Linked DNA regions of Homo sapiens: region 2 is linked to region 1. Evidence: chromatin loops called from intact Hi-C (ENCODE). Cell type or tissue: heart right ventricle. All regions are shown on one strand. Each heading gives the region's core, and the rest is flanking DNA. Links, peaks and the distances in the headings are about the cores only. Region 1 has its middle 9.1 kb from the start of GTF3A. Region 2 has its middle 15 kb from the start of MTIF3.

Region 1 (8,334 bases), core at 295-8,294:
AGATAAACGAACAAAAAAAAATTTTAAACTCTGGGTAAAATAAAATGTTTTTCAAGAAGGAAAGAGAAATCACAGTTTACCACCTACATAGCACTGATGTAATCATATTAGTACATATAAATACTGAAGACTGGTCTAACTAAAATTATGGCATAATCCCAGCAATATGATGTGGCAATTGAGAGCATAGACTCTGAAACCATACTGTTTATATTCAAATCTGTATCCACCACTTACTAGCTGTGTGACTGGGCCATTCGCTTAACCACTCGGTGACCCAGTTTCCTTATCTGTAACACGGGGATGATCACAGAACTTATTGTCTAGGGCTTGGGGCAGTATTGAGTGAATTAACACATGTAAAATGCCTAGAACAATGCCTGGAATGTAGTAAGTTCTATCTAAGAGTAACCTAGTATTGTTTTGTTTTGTTTTTCGTCTTTTTGAGACAGAGTCTCGTTCTGTTGGCCAGACTGGAGTCCAATGGCACCATCTCCGCTCACTGCAACCTCCACCTCCTGGGTTCAGGTGATTCTCCTGCTTCAGCCTCTCGAGTAGCTGGGATTACAAGCATGTGCCACCACACCCGGCTAATTTTTGTATTTTTAGTAGAGACGGGGTTTCACCACGTTGGCCAGGATGGTATTGATCTCCTGACCTCATGATCTGCCCGCCACAGCCTCCCAAAGTGCTGGGATTACACGCGTGAGCCACTGAGCCTGGCCCCTAGTATTGTTTTATAATCATATTAGGAAAATGGAGAGAAAGAGGTGAGCTAAGGGTGGGGGTGAGGATGGAGGGTGGGAACTTAATTGTCTGTCATATTCCATAGAGGAAAATAAATAGAAATGCCTAAAACTGAAAAATCAGGAAGCAGCACTATAGGAATATTATTTAGAGATCTGAAGGAACATAGGGGGAAAAAAAGCTAAAACGAATGTAGAATGAATGGTTGCTTCTGGAGAACAAGAAACTGAAGGGAATCCAGGGGATGATGGCACATTGTTTTTCACAATAAGCTTTACAAAATGATTTGAATCTGAGTTCCCCAGAAGCAGACCCTGAGATGGAGATTGGTGCGCAAGTGATTTACTGAGAAAGTGCTCCCAGGGGAAACTGGTAAGGGCAGGAGAAGCGCATCCCAGACTGCACCAGACCCTGCTCCAGCTCCAGGCAAGGCTGCCAGGCTTTGTCACTCCCTCCAGCACCTCTGGAGGGCCAGGCACTGAGATGGAGAGGGCCAAGGGCACCAAGGGCCACAGGTGGAAAGTCTCCTGCACCCCAGGGCACCCAGAAGGCTGGTGACATACCTCTGAGATGTAAGAGGATCTGAGAGGGTTTGGGTGGTGACCTCGAAATACCTACGAGTCCTAAAATATAGTTCAATATGCTGCAATTTGCATCTCCCAGCCAGACTTTTCCAGATTTGTACATCACATGGGATTGGCAATAAACCCAACTTGTTCAACCACAGGGGGTCCCAGAGATCTGTGCTGGTGGGTGCTGATGTGCAGCTTCCCAGGAAGATATACTTTGCTTTTCCAGGTACCCAACACTTTGTGTGCCTTCAAGCTTGAAGGAGAGGAATGATTGTGGGGTAGGGTTCTTTCTTGAACCCCCAAATTCATTCCATGGAGACAGCCACTCACTACTTCTAGGTGGGCATTAATGTTATGAGTGGGCTACACTCTGGAGATTAATTCTTGTTGTTTATTGCCACTGCTATATAATTTATTCAAGTAAAAACAGTAGTGTTTCAGTAAAGTCAATTTTAGAATAATTATAATATTCAGAAAGTTTTTTTTTTTGCAAATACAGACAGCAACAAAAATAACTTTGAAAGAGAAAAACTGGCCCTTTAATTTTCTCCAGAGGACTATAACCTAAATTTCTCCCAGATTTACATGCTTTCATTTATTAAGCAAAATAAACTAAACAGAAGCTTAATTAAAAGTTTGTATGTGATATGAACAAAGTTCACATGAAGTCTGTCTTTACCAATCCTGCTATAAATGAGTGACCTCACACTCTAATGTTTTAAATACTTTTTACCACTAATATGGCACTGGCCCCAGTTGTCTCAATGCCTTTAATAGACAGCGAGGAGCTGGAAGGTTCTGTGGCACATGCCCTGAGCATCGCCTTGGGGCTGGCACAGCATGCCACACGGAGATGCCCAAAAAACATCTGAAAGATGGCCGGGCACAGTGGCTCACGCCCATAATCCCACCACTTTAGGAGGCCGAGGTGGGCAAATCACCTGAGGTCAGGAATTTGAGACCAGCCTGGCCAACATGGCAAAACCCCATCTCTACTAAAAATACAAAAAATTAGCTGGGTGTGGTGGTGCGTGCCTGTAATCCCAGCTACTTGGGACGCTGAGGCAGGAGAATCATTTGAACCTGGGAGGCAGAAGTTGCAGTGAGCCAAGATAGTGTCATTGCACTCCAGCCTGAGCCACAGAGCGAGACTCCATCTCAAAAAAACAAAACAAAACAAAACGAAAAAAATGGAAAGAACCAACCTGAAGCCCTTACATGCAGGTTTACTCCATTGTCACCGCTACCATAAGCAAATGTCTTTCTGTGGCAGTCGCTGAGGGAGGCGAAGTCACGGGTAAGACAACCACCTGCTTACGCACAGGATTCCTTGTCACAAACGATCCCATGGGAGGACAGGCTCCCTTCCAGAGGATCCTGGGTCACCCACCTTTGGGATGCTGAAGGAAGGTACTGAGCTGGAAACAGTCACCAGCTCTAGGACTTAAACTGTGACAATGAAGACCAACTGAAAGATCTAAATTTTTTTTTTTGAGTCTCACTCTGTCGCCCAGGCTGGAGTGCAGTGGCACGATCTCGGCTCACTGCAACCTCTGCCTTCCAGGTTCAAGCAATTCTCCAGCCTCAGCCTCCCAAGTAGCTGGGACTACAGGTGTGTGCCACCATGCCTGGCTAATTTTCTTTCTTTCTTTCTTTCTTTCTTTCTTTCTTTCTTTCTTTCTTTCTTTCTTTCTTTCTTTCTTTCTTTCTTTCTTTCTTTCTTTCTCTCTCTCTCTCTCTCTCTCTCTTTCTTTCTTATTTTTAGGAGAGACGGGGTTTCACCATGCTGATCAGACTGGTCTCAAACTCCTGACCTCGTGATCCACCCGCCTTGGCCTCCCAAAGTGCTGGGATTATACATGTGAGCCACCGCCCCCGGCAAGATCTAAAATTTCACATCATGTTGTTGTCCCCATTCTATCTCAGCTGCCCTAAGTTACTTTTGAAAAATTTTTTTTTTCTGCATGCCATGGCTCATGCCTGTAGTCCCAGCACTATGGGAGGCCAAGGTGGGAGGATCACTTGAACCCAGGAGTTTGAGATCAGCCTGAGGAACACAGTGTGACCCCATCTCCACAAAAAAATTTAAAAGACAACCATGCAGCTGTAGTCCCAGCTACTGAGGAGGATGAGGCAGGAGGATTGCTTGAACCTAGAAGTTCAAGGCTGCAGTGAGCCATGATCACTACTGTACTAGAGTCTGTCTTGAAAGAGGGGAGAAGGGAGAGGAGAAAGGAGAGGAAAGGAAGGGTGAAAGAAAGATCCTTTTCTGCTCACTTCCGGAGCAGGAATTCTGAACCTGAGGTCTGAAGTCCATGAAACTGCATGACATTTGCTTTGCTTCTGTGTGTATATTGTGGGGAGACGGCCCTGGGGTGGTCCTCCAGCTGTAGTGATACAGTGATGCAGTGGAAGGGTGACAAAGGAAGAGCTTTTGGTGTGCTGTATTTTTTTTCTACATTTGCTAAAGGAAATGCCCACATAATTCAATGTCTTTAACCCTATCTCCATTGGGGAAAAGAATGACAAAAGGACTGCAAAGGAGAAAAGCTGAATAGAAACACTTCATCCCATCCCACTCCAGCTGCAAGTAGATGAGGGCATGTTCCCTTTTTCAATTCTTTTCTCCCTCTGGATGGGGAGGGGCAGCACACAGTCAGGAGAAGTAGCAACTGTGCCTACATCTGCTCTAATCCCTATTTTTAGAAGAAGGAACATTTGAGACCAGCTGTTTTCTCTTCTCCATGGGTAAGAGAGTATTTATAGAAGTCCTGTTGAGATTCTGGGGCAAGTTTGTATCATTGCGTAAAGTAGAATAGTGGTTTTCCAGGATACATCCTGCAAGTTCTCAGACATGACCCCAGATGTCCCAAGGAGAATAGAAACCCTTCCTCTTCTATCTCTTCTCCATCCAGCCCTCCACTGCAAGAGAGATGGTTCCTATCTCTGAAGCTGGCCCCAGCGACAAGCAAGAAAGGACTGGACCAGCCTGTACTTTCCTCATCTCTTTTGTCTTACGTTGCTGTTGAGGTCAACATAGAGGCTGGAATCTCCTCAAAATGAACTGTTTTGAGCAAATATGAACAAACCCATTAGTTTGAAAGTTCCAAGAGGGAGAGAACTTGCATCAAGTTTTAAGTCTCCCCCTGCAGGGGCTGGAGGCCACCAGGCACCTGGTAGTCTGCGCTGAGAGCCTGGGCTTCCCCATCCTCTTCAGGAGGAGAGGAGAGATGGATGGATTCTACCCCTAAAGTAAGCCAAGAAGCCATCCAGAAATGGGGTGAGGGCTCCCTAAAGGTGACTGCTCACCTCTGCCAGGGGCATCTCTGGTGGCTCAGAGTAAAAAGCTGTCAGAGGAAATTAGCGAACACAAGGATCTTGCATGTGCTGTGGATGGAACTGTGCACATTCAAGCACCTGATCCTGTGGGTAATCAGAGAGCAATTAGGCCTCACTTAGTAGATGGAGTCTGGCCACCACAGACTGAAATGGATTTGAAGTGGATGGCAGTGATTAAGCCCAGGCCTGTGGCGGTACCCCACAGGGTCAATTACAGCTGCAGGAAAACGTGATGCTCCAACCAAGTGAGAGGAGGGCTAATTAGAGAAGCTGGGCCAGAATCGCAGATGAGCCCATCATCAAGAAGGCAAGATGGTACTGTGTCTAAACACCACCTGTTAGGTGATTCCAGATAAGCAAACATCCAAGGGAAGTGGTGGGGAGCATTCAAAGAGCAGACCCTGAGAGAGGGTGAGAAATCTGCTGATGAGTTCAGCTGGGAGCCAGGACAAAGGCACAGGTGACAGCCTGGGGGACCTGTCCTAACTGGGCGATTAGACAATCAGTGACTCCTTGAGGCTTCCTGAGAGACTGAGATATAGCAGGAAAGTGGCCTAGAAGTGAGAATCTTTCTTGTTGAATCCAGAGGCAAAGTGGAGAGCACTTTTTTAACCCCTTGTCTTCCAGCTCACCTTGCCAACATAATGGTGCTCATCCACTCATTCACTTTCTGTCTGGGCCAATATTTGAGAAACTATTGTCAGAAACCATTTACGGATGGTTGGCACTTTGTCACTGACAAAGGTGTTCAGGCAGATCATAATGATAACAATGCAAAGAGCTAACATTTCCTGAGCAATTCCTCTCTGCTGTGCATTCTGCTATGTGCTTCACATGTATTTTCTTGTTGAATCCTTACAAACTAGGAGGTAGGTACCATTATCATTGATTGATGAGGCAGAGAGAGGTTAACTTGCCAAGAACTCATGGGATGCTTGTAACACCTCAGTGAGTGAGGCAGGCAGGGTCTCCTCCATTCTGCACAAGAGGTTGTACAGGCTGGATAGAGTTGCCTAAGGTCAGACTCAAGTCACAAATGGCAATTAGGGTCCAATCTGAAGGTCTTTCTACCATGCCATGTGGCCTATAAGAGGAGAAACAGAGCATGTGGTCTGCTTCTTTAGTTAAAGGTGTGTTTCTGTGGTGACGTCCTGGTTCCTTGCCTGACCTGCAAGGACAATGGCTCTCACTAACCACCTTGGCTGTGCCTTATCCATCTGGGAGGAGATAATGTTGGAGATAACAGGAAAACTGGCATACAAGGGACAACCCATTGGAGAATTTTCCAGGACAGTCCATATTTGAGACAGTTTGTGCAGTTATCATCATAACTACACTCATTCTTGTCACACTGTGTACAGTAAGTCTTCACTTAATGTTGTCAATAGGTTTTTGAAAACCACGACTTACAGTGAAATGACATACGTTTGGTCCTTGGAGAAGGTCATTTCTATAATGTTGATGGCAAAAAGAAAATGTTTTCTTTCAAAGTCATTTACCTTAGAGTTGCAGTTTCCAAGAACCTACTGACATTATTTTATTTATTTATTTAGAGACGGAATTTCATTCAGTCGCCCAGGCTGCAGTGCAGTGGTGTGATCCCGGCTCACTGCAACCTCTACCTCCCGGGTTCAAGCGATTCTCTTGCCTCTGCCTCCTGAGTAGCTGGGATTACATGCACCCGCCAGCATGCCCAGCTAATTTTTGTATTTTTAGTAGAGAAGGGGTTTCGCCATGTTGGCCAGGCTGGTCTTGAACTCCTGACCTCAAGTGATCTGCCCGCCTCGGCCTCCCAAAGTGCTGGGATTATAGGCTTGAGCCACTGTGCCCGGCCCCTACTGACATTATTAAGTGAGGACTTATTGTATCTGATTTATGGTTAGGAAGACATTTTGTAAAATGGCTGGACTTTGTGTCAGAGCCTCACCCCCTGCCAGAAGCCCCTTTGTTCAAATGCTCTCTCCTCCATGTGAGTGAGTTCAGAACCACCAGGCCTACAGTCATTTTGTGGCATGAAAAGCCTGGACTCTGTGTATTAGTTATGCGGCATAACAAGTTACTCTAAAACGCAGTGGCTTAAACCAAACACATTTATCATCTCACAGTTTCTGTGGGCCCAGAATCAGGGCATGGCTGAAATGAATTCTCTTTCAGGGTCTCTCCCAGGCTGCAATGAAGAAATCAGCCAGGTAAGGGTCTCACCTGAAAGTCTGGCTGCAGCAGAAGCCAATTCTAAGCTTGCATGATCGCTGGCAGAATTCAGTTCCTCCCGGGCTCCCGACTGAGGGCCTCTGTTCCTAGTTGGTTGTTGCTCAGAGGCCACCATCAATTATTTGCCTTGTAGACTTCTCCAACAGGGTAGCTGGTTAAAGCAAAGTGTGGAAGCCAAAGCCAAGAAGGTCAAGGAGGCAAGGAGGAGAGTCTGCTAGCGAGATGGAAGTCTCAACCTTCTGTAATCTAATTGCAACAAAATAGACTACTATTTTTTGATTGCTTACTATGTGCTGGGCTCTGTGTTAAACACCTCGCATGAATTATCTCATATAATTCTCACGACCACCATGTGGCATAAATATTATCTCCATTGTGCAGAAAACCTGAACTCCAGAGGGATTAAATATCTGGCTCAAGGTCAAATAGTAAATGCCAGAGCCAGGATTCAGTCAGGTCTACCAACCTCCAAAGCCCATGCCTTCAGCCACCACCATTACTGAACTGCCATTTAAGCGAAACACTCAAATTTCTTCTACCTGCCTCCTTCTTTGTGGTTCCATGGTCACCCCCTGGAGTCCAGACCTCCTACTCTGGTGATGATAATGATGATACTGTCGGGAGAGCAGTGTGCCTTCCTACTCTACGGCTCTCTCCTAATCCTATTCTATATCCTCATTTGCTTTAGTACCATATTTATCCTGTCAAGCCCCGACTCAAAAAGTTATCACCACCTCCCTCTTTCTTATCATAGGATCATAGAACGTTAGAGCTGGAAGTATCACATTTATCTTGCCAACTTCCAGCTCAAAAAAGTCTCACCATCTCCCTATTTCCTATCAAAGAATCAGAATGTCAGAGCTGGAAGGGATCTTGGCTTTCTATTTGATGCAACTTCGTTCATAAGTTGGATAGTGGCAAGGGAGGAGGCTAACGTGGATTTCCACATGCTATGCCCATGGTAAAATCACACCCACTCAGATGGTATAGAAAGAAGGCCCAGGCTTGGCAGAATAATGGGAGAACTGGGGAGATGTGGAGCCATTTGGGAGAGAATGGCCTCTGAGCACGACTCTTTCCACATGGCTGGGGGGTGGCTGGTTTGCTCTCTTGACACTCCTTTTCTGATGGAATCACAGCTGACTATGGGAACTAGAGGACCAGAGCCTCCCTTGGGTGTAACTGAAGATCGGGACATAAAATCAACAGAGACAGATCATTTAATAAATGCAAGGGTGAGAGAAGGGAAGGAGCCATGGGTTTATTCAGCTGGGTGGATGGTGGCACTGCTCATGGAGACAAGGAAACCCTGAGGTCAGTGGGGAGAGCAGTTTTGAATATGCTGACATTGAGGTCTGTGAGTCATAGATTGGGCCTGGAGGCAGTTAGATGAAACAAGAATGGCAAAAAATTGGCTGTTGAAACTGGTTAATGGGTCCAAAGGGGTTCTTTGTACTACTATGTT
Region 2 (8,334 bases), core at 116-8,115, 50 kb after region 1:
ACTGAATAATGTGGGCTAATGAAAAAAATGTGTGCCTCACGATGATGCATCACTTAAAGGTTATAATCTATAATCACTGGCAATTCATCACGCCTCCTTTCACACTCAACCATCATGTCATGACACACTGGTGTGTGTGTGTCATTTGTGTTAATAATAGTTTCAGTCATAGAAGTTGCCACTGATTTTACCTGATTTTGCAAATTAGAATGGATTTAAAGTTATTCTGTCTGTAGTTGGCCTCTCGTTTACTTCTTTTTTTCTTTTTTTATATTTTTAGAGACAGGGTTTTGCTCTGTTGCCCAGGCTGGAGTGCAGTGGTGCAATCATAGCTCACTGCAGCTTTGACCTCCTGGGCTCAAGCAATCTTCCTGCCTCAGCCTCCCGATAGCTGGAACTACAGGTGCATGCCACTAAGTCCTGCTAATTTTTTATTTTTAATTTTTTTTTTGTAGAGAAGAGGTCTCACTATGTTGCCCAGGCTGGTCTCAAACTCCTGGGCTGAAGCCATCCTTCCACCTCACCCTCCCAAAGCACTGGGATTATAGAAGTGCACCACGGTGCCTGGCCCACTTGCTGCTTTAATGGGTGAGAGAAGTGCTGAGTGACAGTTCGCATCACAGGAGCTGCATCTTACCCCAAACCTGGTTAGGCGAGACCTTCGATTGCTTCCTGGACACCTGGAGCGTGGCAGGAGGGCCCACACATGAGCTTTGCCATGTGCGTGTGCATGCGTGTGCGTGTGTGTGTGTCTGCTCCTACAGGGTGAGAACCACTTTCCCAGGCAAAGGCAGTAAGTGTGGACAGAAGGACAAAACTGGGGCTGAGAAACATTAGCACTGTTATGTAACAAACTCAAAGACAAAACACAGGGCAGTAGAGAATTCTAAGCATGTGGAGAGGTCTGCGGAGCCACATGGCAGCCTGCTGGATTCGGAGTCAGGCTTTGGCTGGCTCATCTGCTGTGTGTTTTCCCCAGCGAGTCCATATCCCACAGGATTGAGGGTGCTCAGATTTTATACTTTGGCCTTAGCAATTAGAAAAACAGTCAATTCTCACGACATTTATTTTCAAAAGATGTCATAACTTTATTTTGCTTACTGCTGATATAATATTACAGAAAATGAAAATGAAAACATAGCTAATATTGCATTAGATTGTATATCCGTTTTGGTGAGAGAGATTTTATAAATTCAGTCAGTGTGCAAATGGAATTTGTTTTATTTGTTAACACACACAATAAAGCTTACTATTTCACAAGAATACAGATTTCTGTTTTTTACTGACAATTGTCTAAAATATTCTCATGAGAGGGGCTGGACTAGAGCTAGCACTTTCTTTTTTTTTTTTTTTTTTTTTTTTTTTTTGAGACGGAGTCTGCTCTGTCGCCCAGGCTGGAAGTGCAGTGGTGCTATCTCGGCTCATTGCAAGCTCCGCCTCCCAGGTTCACGCCATTCTCCTGCCTCAGCCTCCCGAGTAGCTGGGACTACAGGCGCCCGCCACCACGCCCAGCTAATTTTTTGTATTTTTAGTAGAGACGGGGCTTCACCATCTTAGCCAGGATGGTCTGGATCTTCTGACCACGTGATCCGCCCGCCTCGGCCTCCCAAAGTGTTGGGATTACAGGCATGAGCCACTGCGCCCGGCCGAGCTAGCACTTTCTATACAAATTACTCCTAAGTAAAGTGTCGGAGTGTCTGAGGTGCTCTGTAGAAGCTGGGTCTGGAAGTTTGTCCTAGAATCCTCTAGAATTTCTTTTCTTCCATTCGACTCTTCAGTGAATGTCCTGTCTCTCTAGTTTAGGGTGTGGGGGTGCATGTGCTGCTACTGAATAATTCTTACTTGCCTGTAAGATACTGTACTAAATGGGAATTAGGCTTCTGAGGAAAGAAGCAAAATGATTTGGTGACTTTTGTCCCTAATTCCGTGACAAATGACCCATGGCTTTCCTGAGGAGGCAGCACACACAGCCGTAGGAAAGCTACAAATGAGAAATCTGTGCAGGAGAGGAGCTGCCAACAGAAAGGACTCGTCAGCTGGAACCAACAGTTAGCAAAAGGCCCTGGGACAGGGGACAGCAGGGTTCCATCAACCCGGGGAAGCAGCCCTCTGAGCCCAGCAGCCTGTGGTTGGAGCCACAGGCGGCCCAGAACCACGTGGTGCTCTGGGTGGTAGCATTGTATACTCTGTGCTACATTTGCTGGCCAGCTAATTTTCAGCTTCAGCATCTTCTTGGAAATGATACCGTCACAGCCTCACACCTCCTGTGACCCAGCAACGTGTACACATTGGAGGGAAGTGAGCTGCAGCAGATTAGGGTGCTCAGCCAGCAGGAACTGCCTGGCCTTTCCCCACCTGCAGGGCTCCCCCATGTCCACTCCCCCTTTGGCCTTGTCCTGCCTCTAAGACAAGGGCTAGGTCAGGCCATTCCTGACATGCCTTTTCAGGGGCACTATCTCTCTGGTCTTTCTGATGGAGGAATTCTGTCTTGTTTGTGGGAAAGAGAATTCTGGATCAGAAAATGGCCTCAACACCCAGGAGTCCCGCTCTAAATTAAGGCCTCCTACAGATCCCACTTAGCCCCAGCCTAAAAGCAGAATGGCTTCAGGACATATATTAATAAATAACATGGGCCGGGTGTGGTGGCTGACGCCTGTAATCCCAGCACTTTGGGAGGCTGAAGCAGGCGAATCACAAGGTCGGGAGATCGAGACCATCCTGGCTAACACGGTGAAACCCCGTCTCTACTAAAAAAAATACAAATAATTAGCCGGGCATGGTGGCGGGCGCCTGTAGTCCCAGCTACTTAGGAGGCTGAGGCAGGAGAATGGCGTGAACCGGGAGGCGGAGCGTGCAGTAAGCCGAGATCGCGCCACTGCACTCCAGCCTGGGCGACAGAGCGAGACTCCGTCTCAAAACTAAAAATAAATAAATAAATAAATAAATAAATAAATAAATAAATAACATTACACATCCCTGCACACACAATGCATACAGGATTTACCATGTGTGCCAGTCAGTTTTCCAAGCACTTTACATATACTGACTCATTTAGTTCTCATTAAAAGATCTATAATTTAGTAATATTGTTTTTATTATGTATCCTTTCATTGGTAAGGAAACTGAGGCCAGAAAGATTAAGTAACTTGTCCAAGGTCACCCAACTAATAGGTGGCAGAGCTGGGATCAGGATTTAGGGAATCTGTCTCCAGAGTCTATGCTCTTAGCTACTGCTCTATAAACGGTAGCTAAAATAATAGTGTCCTAGTTATCTGTGTAATAATAATAATATATTCTTATTCAACTGAATATATACCTAGGTATTTCTTAGTGAGTATAATCCCAGAACTTCCTTGACATCTCAAAAATACTGTTAGAAAGGTGATCATGGAAATCACCTACCATGAAGGAATATTTATACCAGTATTTCTTTCATTCTCAAAATTGTGTCTAGTGTGGAGGAAAGAACTCCATAGTGGGAGTCAGAGGACCTGGATTTATTTCCCAACTCCATATTTTTACCTGCCGTGGGTCCTTGAGCAAGTAATTTTGAGGGTCTGGTCCCTTGCTTTTTCATCCGTAAAATAAGATAATAATGTCACAGAATTGCAACCGTCAAAAAGATAAACTCTTTTGAAAACTATAAAGGAATACACAAATGTAAGAGAGTATTAATCTCTTGATCTCAGGTCTCTCTAAAATACTTAATCTGAGGATTTTTGACTTCTATGTGAAAACTGAAGAGTCCAGGCCGCAAAGGGTTTCCACCCAGCCTTCCCGAAGAGATATATAATAATGAATCTCACAACGCCTATCACTGTAGTTTGTTGTATAAAATTATATTTAAGCAGACTATGTAATAAATGGTATAAAATTCTCAATCTATAGAGCAGATTCAATCATGTTCAACCAAAGCTTTCATTATTAGGATAATGCCCAGCCCACAGCACTTTGGGAGGCTGAGATAGGAGGATTGTTTGAGCACAGGCGGTCGAGGCTGCAGTGGGCTATGATGGTGCCATTGCACTTCAGCCTGGGTGACAGAGCAAGACCCTGTCTCAAAAAAATAAAAAGGGAAAAGAGCTCTGTGACTTTCATTGTTAGGATAATGAAAGCTTTGGTTGAACATGATTGAGTTAGGGTGACTGCTAAAGGTCTCTGCTGAGTATTGGTGATAATCCACAACTGAAACTGATGGTCCGACTCTGATCACTGCTGTCCAGAGTCTGAGGCACATGAGGAGGAAAATGAGGTAAACAACATTCCTCTTAGAATGTTGCTTCAAGAAAGCTCAAGTTTTGGCAGTATGCCCTAGATGACACCTGCTTGCACTGCCAAGTGGCTGCCATTTCTTCTGCTCTTCCCTAGGAAAACAGACAAGCTCAAACAACAGGATGTGCGTATGGTATTCTTAGAGGGGTGGACGCTGAGCAGCTCTCCCGGGCCTGAGGGTCCTCCCGGCCTGCCTCCAGTTGGCATGTTTCTTGAACAGGAGCTCCCTGACAACCTGGGAAAGAGCTTGGGCTTTGCTATCTGGGAAAACTGGGCTTGGGACATTCATTAGCTGTTACTTGGGCAGGTTATCAAATGTTTCTCACTTGTCTATAAAATGAAGATAGTGATTTTAACATATAGCTGGGATGTCTCCTAAATGTTAGATACCACATTAGTATTATTATTATTGCTTTATGATAAAATATTACATGAAGTGCTGTCGGGGGCAGGTTCAGGGTTTCTATAAACTGGTGATGTTGGAACTGCTACAAAAGAACCATGCACCTTGAGTCTGACCTGTAAGAAAGCCTTCAGCAGGACCACAGTGGAGGCCAGGATGGATGAGGCTGAGAGGAAGGTGAAGTTTACGTTTGATGGCCCCTGAAATTGCCTCCCTACAAAGGGCTGTCTTTCCTCTCCCACGTTTTAATGTTGTCTTCCCACCCATAACTCGCCCTTATCTTCTCTTCTGTCTGCATTCTACACCCAGGAAAAATTTCAGGTCCGCACCCGGGGAGATGGTTTTTGACAGGTTGATCATTTGGAACTCTTCCAGTTACATTCTGAAGACATTGCCAACTTCCTAAATGTAGGCCTGATGCCATCCATGGTCCTCTGCTGAGGGTCACATTCCTTCCAGAAGGTCTCAGCTGACAGCCACGGTGTGGCAGTGCTGCCAGAGATCTTATCTGGTGATGTCTGAGCTTTCTGGCACTGTTCTTTTGTGTGGAGGTGGGAAGTGGGGAGGAAGCTGATGAGAAGGAGGGTGGAGACAGGCCGGGTGGTTAGAATTGTGCTCCCAGAGCACAGAGGCTCATTTGAAATATTGATTCCTCTGTGGAGGTCACAGCCCAGCCTTTGCTGTGCTTTCAGAGGGGCTATTTATATATTTTAGTCTTTGTTTCGGAGTTGCCTCTTATATTGGTGACACTCCAGCTTTGCTGAAGTCGTGTTTAAAAAAGAAAGTAGTAATTATTGATTGCACACTCAAATGTGGGGACCAGAATGAACGCAGACAAAGACTTGCAGAGAAGCATTCTACTCCCACTGCTTCAAGGGGAATCTGGAATCCTAAAGCAAGGTTCTTAAAATAAATAAAGGCTTCCATGCCCCTGAAATGCAATAAGGCTATCTTGGGTTTTCAGGTCCATCTTCTGACTTTTGCACTGTGATGTTTTCATCTCTCCTCCTTCACGTGGAACGAAGCCAGGGTGGGGGTGAGGTGGGAGGGGAGCAGAGGTAAACTGAAAGGTTTGATCTTAAAGGTAATCTTTCCTTCTCGCACTCCTGAATTCTCTGCCTCCCTCCCATTCCTACCTTGGCAGTTTATTTACCAGAAGGCTGGAAGCAGTGTCAGAGCCTGGAGATGTCATGCCAGAGACTCAGGACATGCCCAAGTGCTTTCATCCTGCAGCTGAATAAGCAGCCCCAGGTGAGCCCAGCCTAAGAATCAGCAGAAGAATCAACCTTCCGAGCTGAGCACTGATCAATCCTTGTAAACATAAGAATTAATGGAATGGTGGTCGCTTTTTAAAAATTATTTTAAAAATAGAGATGAGGTCTCACTATGTTACAAAGGCTAGCCTCAAGCCATCCTCCTGCCTTGGCCTCCCAAAGTACTGGGATGACAGGTGCGAGCCACCTTGGCCAGCCAGTGGTTGCTTTAAGCTATAAAGTTAGATTGTTATGTAATAATAGATAACCAAAACATAACCCACTAGACTACTGTTAAGAAGATGAAACTATTACTCTTTTGGAAAGCAAAAAGGTAGTACTTACCAAAATCTAAAAAGATATTTATATCCTTGGAAGCAGAAATTGTACTACTCTAACATTATCCTAAAAATTATTCAACAAGCAAAAAACCATAGTATGAAAAGTGTTCAGTGTAGTACTATTTTAAAAAAAATTTACAAATAATCTAATGGAGTGAAAATTAATTACAGGTTTACTAAATTATGATACATCAACACATGGGAATGTTGATGTACTTTTTAAAATAAATCCCTCCTGCGCAACTAAATTGAAACCAGTGATTTAAAAAAACATATTTTAAATATTTATTTTTACTTCGAGAATACACAGTTACATTTACTTTCCTGTCTTTCAATTTAGAGCCCAAGCTTTTCTTCCAGTGTAAGTCTGCTGCCTTGACTTCCACATTATCTTGTGCATAATCACATCTGTACACTACCATGGTGTAAGAAATTGAAGACATTTGGGGATCTATATGAATGCAGAATCACCTAGATTGCCCTCCCCCCAGGCTTTTATAGTTATCTCACTATATCCATTTCAGTAGCCTTTATTTTTAGTGACTCATTTTTATTGAAATTTGCAACTTAGTCTTTATAATTTTGTTTTGCACTCACATTTTAATGGTTTATGTAATATTTAATTAAATTTTGCAATTATAAAATCAAATATGATAGCAAGAACAGGTATGGGGACAAACACAACAGACTTTTGGTTAGAAGACAGTCCAATAGGTGAAAGCACAAGTTGGGGAGGGTGTGCACCAGAGCACAGCCTCCGGTCCTCCAGTGTCCCTGACTGGGGGCTGTCAGAGAGAATGCTCAGCAGAGGCCATGGAGATTGGCAGGTACCATGAGTGGCTGGTTCAGCGGAAGGCAGTAAAGAGGCCTTCTCCTCTAAACGTGAATACTGTGTAATATAGAAGCATTATGTTATAATGTTAAGCAAAGAAATACAAAATGTAAGAATGTGATGGCAAAAAGTAGTAAAAAAAAAATGTAACTTACTGAAATGCCTGGGGTTTGGTTTAGGGCCTGCTGCTGGCTGCACAGAAAGCCAATGACTGAGACGATGATTACTGCCAAAGAAGAAGGCTTTAATTGGGTGCTGTAGGCGAGGAGGAGAAGGGAGATCAGTCTCAAATTCATCTCCCTGACATACTAAAATTAGGAGTTTATATAGCAGGGAAGAAATGTAACAATGTGTTGGAAAACAGGAACTAGGGAGGGGCCTGACTCTCATTGTCTGGATGCAGTGATCTGGTGAGGTTGAGATCTTTGATACTTTTTGAGAGGCCTGGGGGTCCTTTCCTGAGGAAGGAACTCAGATAAAACAAAAGTAAATTTCAAGCTTTAAAGACCCACCCTGTCACCCAGGCTGGAGTGCAGTGGCAGGACCTTGGCTCACTGCAACCTCCACCCCCTGGGCTCACGTTATCTTCCGCCCTCAGCCTCCTGAGTAGCTGGGACCACAGGTGCACATCACCACACCCAGCTAATTTTTTGTGTGTTTTTAGTAGGGACGAGGTCTTGCCATGTTGCCCAGGCTGGTCTCAAACTCTTGAGCGCAAGCAATTCTCCCACCTCGGCCTCCCAAAGTGCTGGGATTATAGGTGTGAGCCACTGCGCCCAGCCAGAAAAGTCCATTTCTATGTTTATCCAAAAGAACTATCTCTGGGACGATTGGGTCGGTTTCATAACCATGTAGACAAAGACTGGGATGGTTTATCTCAGGAACCTAGTTCCAAAAACTGACCAAGAAAGGGCTGTTTCCTATGGCAATGCAAATACATACTCAAACCTGAAGTATACCAGTTGTCTATGATAGATTCATTATATGGTTTAGGGCAGGGCTAAGAAAGAACTGTGTACACCAATCCTATTAGAAACTTATGAAAATAACTTATAAAGGTTGTGGAAAGTACTTACTTAGTGAATCTTAATTTTGTGAAACATGAGTGATGTGGGATTTATTTATACAATTATGTCTGTAATCCCAGGGATGAGTTTTATCCAGTTTTCTTTATTTGTAAAATGGTAATGGTTTAGTAGCCCCTAAACAAAATCCATATCTTTCTGACATTTA

Evidence for each region. Hi-C counts contacts between places; a loop is a spot of excess contacts. Peaks named below come from ENCODE experiments on the same cell type or tissue, not always from the same donor. Only the 100,000 strongest peaks of a DNase experiment are listed, where the experiment ranks them.
Region 2: it touches region 1 in a loop (2.5-fold over the local background); 48 of 110 quality-filtered maps call a loop at or near these places.

The regions. Positions count from the first base shown.
Region 1 is chr13:27,411,309-27,419,642 of GRCh38, forward strand. No RefSeq gene overlaps it. Among named protein-coding and RNA genes, the nearest start is that of GTF3A, 9.1 kb to the right of the region's middle. In heart right ventricle, for the core only: no CTCF peak of the experiment used is centred there; no DNase peak of the experiment used is centred there; H3K27me3 peaks cover 693 bases.
Region 2 is chr13:27,461,503-27,469,836 of GRCh38, forward strand. No RefSeq gene overlaps it. Among named protein-coding and RNA genes, the nearest start is that of MTIF3, 15 kb to the left of the region's middle. In heart right ventricle, for the core only: no CTCF peak of the experiment used is centred there; no DNase peak of the experiment used is centred there; H3K27ac peaks cover 2,754 bases.